Linked DNA regions of Homo sapiens: region 1 is linked to region 2. A link is a loop called in an ENCODE intact Hi-C map of the cell type or tissue named here. Cell type or tissue: prostate gland. All regions are shown on one strand. Links, peaks and the distances in the headings refer to the core of each region. The heading gives the core; the rest is flanking DNA.

The links. A loop is a pair of places that touch in the nucleus more often than their neighbours do. Peaks named below come from ENCODE experiments on the same cell type or tissue, not always from the same donor. Only the 100,000 strongest peaks of a DNase experiment are listed, where the experiment ranks them.
Region 1: it touches region 2 in a loop (2.2-fold over the local background); 5 of 110 quality-filtered maps call a loop at or near these places.

What each region holds. Positions count from the first base shown.
Region 1 is chr1:218,883,384-218,888,629 of GRCh38, reverse strand. No RefSeq gene overlaps it. Among named protein-coding and RNA genes, the nearest start is that of LINC01710, 33 kb to the left of the region's middle. In prostate gland, for the core only: no CTCF peak of the experiment used is centred there; a DNase peak (open chromatin) is centred at 1,989.
Region 2 is chr1:218,352,721-218,357,966 of GRCh38, reverse strand. The region is part of intron 1 of TGFB2 (transforming growth factor beta 2); the gene reads right to left. Among named protein-coding and RNA genes, the nearest start is that of TGFB2-AS1, 9.7 kb to the right of the region's middle. In prostate gland, for the core only: no CTCF peak of the experiment used is centred there; no DNase peak of the experiment used is centred there.

The DNA of each region.
Region 1 (5,246 bases), core at 458-4,457, 530 kb before region 2:
TTCAAACATATCTACTTAATAATTAGTCTGTTATTTTGCAGAAAACAAAACATTACATTTCCAATAAATATTCATTAGGAAGGAATATATACCTTAATTAAGACTGACTGAAAACAAACCAAAAAACCAAACCAAACCAAACCAAACAAAATTGAAATGTTAGGTGATTGTTCATCTTGGCTTGTCCTGTTCTCTTATTGTAGAATATACAGATTTCGCATATACAGATTGCTGTCCCATTTTTTCCCTTGATTTTATTTTCAAATAGAATATATTAAAATATCCTCAAATTACAACTAATATATAGGAATTGGGATCTGGGCTTGAACCCAAACTCTGTTACCTTAATCTGTCTGGATGCCTGGGAAGTAGCCTACCATAAGTTCATTTGCATAAGGAACCTAAGCATTCCCTGAGGAAGACTTATCCAGAGAAAAGGTGCCTCAAAAGTAGCTCAAAGGGAGACTGAGTCTACAGCAAGCAATGAGTACAATGTCTGTTATCTTGTTTGTCACCCAAAAAAGCCCCATAGAGTAGTAGGCAGAAATGAATGTTAAGTGGAATGAAAATACCTCTTTACGAATTATTCGCAATGCCACGCAGCCCTTTTGTACAGTGTGAAAAGGGAAAGGGAGATGCACCACATTTTAGGGCTTATAACAGCTCACTTTTGACATTTTCTGAGTTCTAGAGACTGCAGTTATACTCAGTACTCACCCAGTCAGACCCACAGCAGCAATGTCATTGAGAATATTGCACTAAGGCACTGTCACAACAAGGTGGCTTTGGACCCATAAAGCAAGGTGGCAGCAAAGATAGTGAACAATGTTGGATTCAAAAGGAAAGGTTAGTAGCCTATGCCACGTGGGGGCTCTCAGAATTAATCATCTTGGGGCACTTGGCGGGGCACTTGGCAGGGCCTTTGAATCTCAAAAGAGAGGACGAGGGTGAGCCAAAGAAATCTCATTTTGTTGGCAGTGTAATTTAATTTTATATACCTCAGAGCTCCCGCAGCTTTATCCAAATTACACTCCCTAACATGCATCTGTAAAGCCAAAAGATCAGAGAAAGGGGCAACATGATTTCTTAAGTGCTCCATTTTCTAAGAAAATACAAGGCTATATCTCTCCTTAATGATTTGTAATTAAAATCATTCAGGTAATTATGTTTAATGAATACTATCTCTCTTCATCTTAAAGCATCCTGAATGAGTCAGGAAGAAAATATTCTTGCTGAAGATAAATACACACATGCCTATGTGTGAGTACACCTCTCTCTACCCACCTTTTCCTGTTTCTCCCCCCTCCACAAGGAACAGGACATGCCATTATTGGCAGCTGATGGGGCAGAGCCCCCCAAGTGAATAGACAGGGGTGCAGTTAAGGGAGCTTTCCTCTGGTAGATTAGACAACTACCAGTTCTACGTTTATGAGTGGCTTTCCCCCATATAACTGTTAGACAAGACTACTCACCTGTTAATGTCTACATTCTGTGCTTTGAAAATCACTGTCAGAATTCATGAGGCAGCCCTTTACATGTGGAATCAGCTTTGCTTGGGCTCCCCTGAATATACCCTTAAGCCCCTGCCTTTTTCACACTGTCTCCCTTTCTTCATCACTATTTTAGGAGAATGCAAGACCCATCAGCCGTAATACACTCATTTTCCCTAAGAAAAATCATAGAAAAAGAATACAGAAGATATACAAAACATACTCTGGGCCCCTGAATCCCACTGAATGACTTCATGAAGCTTCTTGGGGATCTGTTTTGGTCTCACATTGATCTTCCCTGGTGCTAGAGCTCTAAGCCAATGCCTCTGGCCAATGGTACTACAAAATCCTTTTTAAGTGTGTGCACACTCCGGTTCCCACCATAGGGAGAGCCCTTCTAAAGGGACCTGAACTGTTTCTTTCCAAAACTTTGAGCCCCAGATGTTCTCACAGGCCAAGAGCTGTTCTCGGAATTCAAAGGAGAGCTGGTGCTTTTACAGAGCTGAGTAGTGGCAGTGGGCCAGCTCGACTCATGTGGTGAACTTCACTGCATTGTGATTTATAAAATGTCCCTAATAAAACCAAAAAAATAAAAATAAAAATCTGTTCCTTATTTACCCTACCCAGTAAAAAAAAAAAGCACCATAATGCATTTCTAAGAATACTTAATTTTATGTGTGTGATTATAATTATTTAAACACTTGCTAGCATTTTTCCAGAAGCCCTTTCTTCCTCAGAAGAGCCAAAACATTATTTTCTCCACCCTGATTGTCGCAAACAAAACATAATGGATATTTTCTGCTATTAGAAGCCTGAAGAGCATTTAAGTACGTGGCATATCTTGAAAGGAAAATTGGAAAGCTCTATTTTTTAAATTCATACTTTCCAAGTAAAGATGAAAGTGGATCAAATTTAAACTAATATTAGAATGCAAAGTTGGGAAGGAAGGACAATGGAAATTCCAGTTTGTCTTCTTCCCAGTTTTTGTATATAAAGCTCCGTACATGTTTTTAAAAGAATATGCATAAATCCATTCATAGAACACTGTACGTGTAAGTTAGTAACTATTTTTATATCATTAGGATAAACTAGCCTTCTTTGGGCCTCCAATTACTGTAGCTCGAACCTGATGCAAGAAGAGAATTTGGGTCAAGGCAGAGACAAAGCAGAGAAGAGAATACTACAGATGTCCCTTTGGTATTTTCTGTGAACAACTCAATTCTCTAGAGAGCCCTGGCTATAAAAGAGAATGCCCAACAGCTGAGCAGTTAAATGCTAACTTATTGTCAGGCTAAGATAAACCAGAATTTTGGAAACCTTTAGGAAAAAGAGATTGTAACAAGCAGAGAACTCTAGTAGTCTTTATTAAACCAATTCAATATAAGTTCTTGGTATTTAATTATAAGAATAATATCTTTAATGATACACAGAGTACCTGATACTTCGGGGAAGGTGTGGAGCAATTTGGAAACAGACAAAAAGTCTAATTAATGGTGATATCTGGGAGGATAACAAGAAGCCATTCACAGCTATTGTAAAAGTTCTTATAAGATAAGATACATCTAGGGGACTGCTTCTCCAAAGGGGCAATTTTGCTTATATGGGACACTTGGTAATGTCCAGAGACATTTTTGGTTGTCTCAATGTATAGCTATAATTGGCATCATCTGAGTCGAGACTTTGGATACTTCTAGACTTCATATAACACACAGGACAACCCTTCACAAGAGAAAAACTATCTGGCCCAAAATGACAATAATGCCACAGTCGAGAAACCCTGGTCCAAGAGTACAAATCTCAAGGTTTTTCTTTTGCAAGGTACAGGGTTAAAACCATGTTAAGCTGGGTTAAAACCATGTTAAGCTATCCTTTCCTCAATTAACCTAGAATGCTTACTAACTGGCATGGTTTGGCTCTGTTTCCCCACCCAAATTTCATGTGGAATTTTAAACCCCACATGTCAAGAGAGGGACCTGGTAGGAGATGATTGGATCATGGGGGCAGTTTCCTTTATGCTGTTCTCATGATAGTGAGGGAATTCTCACAAGATCTGATGGTTTTAAAAGTGGTAGTTTCCCTGGCATGTTCTCTCTCCTGCCACCTTGTGAAGAAGGTGCCTGCTTCCCCTTCTCCTTCCGCCATGATTGTAAGTTTGATGAAGCCTCCCTAGCCATGTGGAACTGTGAGTCAATTAAACATTTTTTGTTTATAAATTTCCTAGTTTCAGGTAACATTATAGCAGTGTGAAATGGACTAATACAGATAATTGGTACCAGAAGTTGGATACTGCTATAAAGATAACCTAAAAATGTGGATGTGAGTTTGGAACTGGGTAACACAGAGTGGTTGAAACACTTTGGAGGGCTCAGAAGAAGACAGGAAGATGTGGGAAAGTTTGGAACTTCCTAGAGACTTGTTGAATGGTATTGACTAAAATGCTGACAGTGATATGGACAATGAATTCCAGGGTGAAGTGGTCTCAGATGGAGGTAAGGAACTTATTGGGAGCTGGGGTAAAGGCCACTCATGCTATGCTTTAGCGAAAAGACTGGTGGCATTTTGCCCCTGCCCTAGGGCTCTGTGGAACCTTGAATTTGAGAGAGATGATTTAGAGTATCTGGTGGAAGATCTTTCTAAGCAGCAAAGCATTCAAGAGGTAACCTGGCTTATTCTGAAAGCATTCAGTTATATGCATTCATAAAGACATGGTTTGAAATTGGAATTTATGTTTAAAAGGGAAGTAGAGCATAAGGGTTTGGAAAATTTGCAGGCTGATTATGTGGTGGAAAAGAAAAACCCATTTTCTGAGGAGGATTTCAAGCTGGCTACAGAAATTTGTATAAGTAATGAGGAGCTGACTATTAAAAGCCAAGACAATGGGGAAATGTCTGTGGAGCATGTCAAACACCTTCATGGCAGCCCCTCCCATCACACGTATGGAGGCCTGGGAGAGAAAAATGGCTTCATGGGTCAGGCCCAGGGCCCTGCTGCTCTGTGCAGCTTTGGGACTTGGAGCCCTGTGTCCCAGCCACTCCAGCTCCAGCCATGGCTAAAATGAGCCAAGATGCAGCTTGGGCTGTGGCTTCAGAGGGTGCAAGCCCCAAACCTTGGCAGCTTCCAGGTGGTGTTGGGCCTGTGGGTGCACAGAAGATAATAGTTGAGCTTTGGAAGCCTCCGCCTAGATTTCAGAGGATGTATGGAAACACCTGGATGTCCAGGCAGTTTTCTGCTGAAGGGGCGGAACCCTCATGGAGAACCTCTACTAGGGCAATTCAGAGGGGAAATGTGGGGTTGGAGCTCCCACACAGAGTGGCCACTGAGGTGCTGCCTAGTGGATCTCTGAGAAGAAGGCTGCCATCCTTCAGACCCCTGAATGGTAAGTCCACCAACAGCTTGCACTGTGCACATGGAAAAGTCATAGGACTCAACACCAGCTCTTGAAAGCAGCCGCAGGAGTCATACCTTGCAGAGCTACAAGAGCAGAGCTGCCCAAGGCTTTGGGAGCCCACCCCTTGCATCAGTGTGCCCTGGGTGTGAGGCATGGAGTCCAAGGAGATTGTTTTGGAGCTTTAAGATTTCATGAATGCCCTGCCAAGTTTCAGGCTTGCATAGGGCTTGTAATCCCTCTGCTATGGCCAACTTATCTCATTTAGAAGGGGAAAATTTACCCAATGCCTGTACCCCTATTGTATCTTGGAAGTAACTAACTTGTTTTTGATTTTACAGGCTCATAGGCAGAAGGGATTTGCCTCGTCT
Region 2 (5,246 bases), core at 689-4,688:
ACAACGTTTTTCTTTTTCTTTCAGAAGACCAAAAAGATACTACAGTACTTCCTGAAACAACAACTCCAAAAGACCAGTGTTATTCTTAAATAGCTACTCCATGACTTTTTCTTCAGAAACGCAGCGTCTCTTCTTCAGAAATAACCTGTTTCATAATTACCGACATATAGATAGCTTGGAAGGCCTGAGGGACGGGGACACGCTAGTGGAACATGCTAGTGTGAGAGAAAAACAGCTGCCTGTGGAGGGATGGAAATGCATTCAAACTATTTCCAGAAGGTTTGGACTTTACAATATCCAGGAAGCATTTTCCATTTGCCTTAAGTTCCTCAAGTCATTGTGGTTGAGGGAACATCTAAGCCAAACATTTCTGACTTATCAGGCAGTAACAAATCCAAGCGTTCATTTGAGAGAATGAAGGGATGGTCCCGGCCCAGGGAGGACCGCTTTCTCAGCACGATGAGGCTTTCCCTCCTAACAGACACTAAAGCCAGTGAATTCAATTCCTCTTGGACAGCAATGTTTTTCCACATCACTGAAGTGGTGTTACTGGGTTGCCCCAGGAAAGCCAGGATGCTAACTCACTGAGAGAATATGTTGCACTGTGAACAACTACCCAAGGCCTTAGTGTGGCTTCCCCTCTCTGATATCATTTCTACTCCTCAAACCCTCTGCAGTTACTCTCGACCAGCCCCTCCCCTTCATCTCATCCAGCTTCCTCTTTGAGATTTCTTTTTTTTTTTTTTTCATTTTTCAGATGAAGTCTTGCTCTTGTCTCCCAGGCTGGAGTGCAGTGGCGCAATCTCGGCTCACTGCAACCTCTGCCTCCCGGGTTCGAGCAATTCTCCTGCCTCAGCCTCCCAAGTAGCTGGGATTACAGGCGCCTACCACCATGCCCGGCTAATTTTTGTATTTTAAGTAGAGACAGGGTTTCACCATATTGGCCAGGCTAGTTTCAAACTCCTGACCCCAGGTGATCCACCCGCCTCAGCCTCCCAAAGTGCTGGGATTACAGGCGCCAGCCACTGCACCCGGCCTCCTCTTTTAGATTTCTACACCGTAATGTCATACTATTGCTAAAGCCGCCTTTAAAATGAATTGCCTGAAGGCTAAGAGGCGGCTGTGGCCAGTGCTTGGTTGCGGAGGTGAGATGAGGTCTACATGAGTATAACCACAGCTGCCTGACCTGCCTCAGCCTTGACTCCAAATGTCCTGGTTTCTTTTCAACCAGTGGAAGTGATGAGAGACAGGACACCTGTGAGGAGAAGCGAAACCAGCCCCAGAAGCACATTACATAGAAGCCCCGCCTGCATGTCAGTCTTTTATAGGCAACATCCCCTCTGTTCTTTGATTTTGGACTTTGGGATCCAGAAAAATAAAGAGGCAAGTACTATGTGACACATATGAACCTTCAGAGATCAGTTCAAATAGTTTAAATAATTTTTCCCGGCTGGGTGCGGTGGCTCACATCTGTGATCCCAGCACTTTAGAAGGCAGAGGCAGGAGGATTGCTTCAGGCCAAGAGTTCAAGACCAGCTTGAACAACATGACAAGACCCCAGCTCTACAAAAAAATTGAAAAAATTAGCCAGGCATGGTGGTGCATGCCTGTGGTCCCAACTATTGTAGAGGCTGAGGCAGGAGGATAACTAGAGCCCAGGAGATGGAGGCTTCAGTGAGCCATGTCTGTGCCACTTACTCCAGCCTGGGCAACAGAGTGAGACTGTCTCGAAAAAAAAAAAATTCCCCTAAAAATTTATATACCCTTTGAAACAAATGGTAAATCTTGAGATGTCAAAAATAAAATAAAAACAAAAAAATTTTGATTTCCAAGACTCTGGCTGGGAGGAGTATATACTATGTGGATCTCCTGTTCTTGATTCCACAGATGGGCTCCTAACATTCATTAACTAGAAAACGTTTCTGAGGGCAGATGTCATGCCTCCACTTAATTTCATTTTCCATGTACTTCTGCTATAGCACTCTATACCATGTGCACATAGACCGCTATTCTTTATTTCACAAACCTTTATGTGATTTCACTGATTCTATATATTTTTCATATTCTATTATTTCTAAAATCCAGATTCTCTCTTATAATCAATGGCTGAGTTAATTGGCAGTGACATTTAGTTAATGTTATAACTAATAGTTAAATGGGCAGTGATATTTCTTTGTTAGTGGCACATAAAATAGTGGTGCATTTTAAAGTCAATGAGATTCGATGAATAATAGCTGCTGTGGAAAGAAGGCCAGAAGCAGCTGCACCAGGTGCTTTTTCACACACATCATCCTTTACAACCCCTAGAAAGTCGATGTTCTTCTTTACAAATGAAGAAACTGAGGCTGGGCTAAGTGAAGGGGTTTCAAATCCAGCTGCAAAGCCGACAGTGGCAGAGCCAAGATCTGAATTCGGTAGGAAGCAACTTAAATATCAATGAGGCAGTTTTAATGACTTGCACTGAGAGAGCCAAGTTGCTAACCAAAACAGGACCACTCTTTAACAACTGCCACAGGCCTGGAGTAGGATTTCTTGTCTTTGATGTTACCGCTTCCATTTCAGCCTTTGAGATTCCTTTGGTACAATTCCCTTTTATTTATTCTCCTTTCTTTATTTAATGGGTCTGTCCAGCTCCAAAGTCATCATGCTCATTGTATATCATCTTGCCTTCCCAAATAAATTAATTCTCTGAAATAGGAATGCCCTATCAATAAAATTTATCAAAATTTTTGTGAGGAAAATGATTGCAGTTCAAAAACAAAACCAAGGCTGGGCACGGTGGCTCGGGCCTATAATCCCAGCACTTTGGGAGACCGAGGCGGATGGATCACTTGAGATCAGTTCGAGACCAGCCTGACCAACATGGTGAAACCCCATCTTGACTAAAAACACAAAAATTAGCTGGGCGTGGTGGCACATGCTTGTAATCCCAGCTAGTTGGGAGGCTGAGGCAGGAGAATTGCTTGGACCCGGGAGCCAGAGGTTGCAGTAAGCTGAGATGGTGCCACTGCACTCCAGCCTGGACAACAGAGCAAGGCTCTGTCTCACAAACAAACAAACAGAAACAACCAAAGTCTTAATAAATCACACTTTTTGTATCAATTAAGTGCAGAAATAAAAGTTGAATGTGTTAAGAGGCAAGAAAAAAAAACCCAGGTTGTGTGCTTCAGAGGTATATTTTCTCAGTGCTTGTGAATGTAATTCTTGTTAACAGAGGAGAGCCACCATTCTTCCATGGATGTATTACATCATTTATCAAGAAGGCAAGAAAGGTCATGCTCTCTATTTCCTGGGCTCTGTATTAGGGCTCCTATTACCTGTGGTGGCTGAAAGTCTAATTTCCATAACACATCACTAATAGAAATAGCTATTTCCATTTCCTCAGCTGTCAAAGGGACAGTATGAGTATTAACCTCATAGGATTGCTTGTGAGTATTAAAGAGTACATATATGTAAAATATTTAAAACTATGCTTGGTTTATAAGTCTTCAATAAAGGTTAGCTATGCTTGGCCTGTAAAAAGTCCTCAATAAAGGTTAGCTTTAATCATCATTATCACCACCTTCATTATTATCTGAGAATTGGAAACAGAAAATATTATGGTTATGAGAATCCCTGTGCTCTTTAGCATAGTGACATGACCCATCAGACACATTTTCCCTGATAATGAAGGTCAGAACATTTCATCTCTCCGCATCTCCTGGCCCTGACACCTCTTTGAACTCACAGATTCTTCTTCTTCCTGTAGTTCAATCTCATTCTGTAAAGGGAATGCTCATCCATTTGTCAAACATTCCTTGATCAAACACAATATGCTAAGTTCTATAAGAATATAGATAAGTTAGACTTGATTTCTGTTCCTGGGGCAGTCTACAAACCAATGAAGAAGACAGCCCAGAACAGAGTTAGATCTTACTAAGATCAAAAGAAAAGAGGGAGAGATAGAGATAACCATCAGTATAGTAAGAGTGCAAAGGAAGAGCTAATTAAATAAGACTAGGACAATCAAGGAAGGTTTTCTAAGGAGGTGGCATCTGACTAAGCCCAGAAATATTTTGTTTTATTTTGTTATGTTTAGAGACAGGGTCACGCTCTGTTGCCCAGGCTGGAGGACAGCGGGGCAGTCATAGCTCACTGCAGCCTCAAACTCCTAGGCTCAAGCAATCCTCCTGCTTCAGCCGCCCAAGTAGCTAGGACTACAGGCACATACCACCAGGCCCAACTAAATTCTCTGTAGAGACAAGATCTTGCTATGTTGCCCAGGCTGGTCTTCAACTCCTGCCCTCAAGTGATCCTCCCGCCTCAGCTTCCTAAAGTGCTAAGATTATAGGCGTGGGCCACCACACCAGGCAGAAGGATTTTTAAAGGTGTGAAAAGATAGATCTCTATGTAGAAGAAACAGCATAAACAAAGACCCCAGAGGCATGAAAATAAATGGCCCATTTGGGTAAAGGCAAAGAGGACAATGTGACTGGAGTATAGTTTTCATGCAGGGATTTAGTGAGAGGAGGGGCTGAGCAAGGAGGAGGGACCAGACCCTGAAAGGCCTGAATCTAATTGCCTAAACTCTCAGGCCTTCTCATAGGAGAACTGGATAGTGCCAGACATGGTGAATTACCAACCCTATGTTCTCTGTTTCCAGCCCCATCCCATCCCTGCCCTGAAGTGTCAGAGGCCACCTAAGGAACAAACTGAGTGAGCAAAGGAAAGAGATCCACTGAGTGGAACTATCGCAAAGGAAAAGAATGAGCTGGAGGTTCCAAGACATCCGAGGTTAATGGAAGTGGTTCCTGGGGTATCGCTCATAATCACATTTTCATCTCCCTAAAATCCAGACCCTCTCTTAAAATCAATGGCATGATCACTGAAGTGATATTTTTTTCTTAGTGGCACATAAAATAATGGTATACCCTGAAGTCAAAGGCATTTGAGACTCAGAGAATTGCTGCCAGGCAAAGAAGACCTACTCCATGCCAGAGCAGCTGCACTAGGTGCTTCTTCACATATGTCATCATCAATCCTTACAACCCTAGAAGGCCAGTGTTACTTTCTTCATCTTTACAAGGGAAGAAACTGAGGCCTGGTTAAGTAAAGGGGGTGCTGTCTCCCACAAACTCAGTAGAGTATCAAATGGGACATGATATGTGAGCACTCGACCATCCATCCATGCAGACATTCCATCACAATGAAGGAAAAGAAGGCAATTTAGAGATGGTAGGGAAGAGGCCAAGGGGCAGTTTCATTCA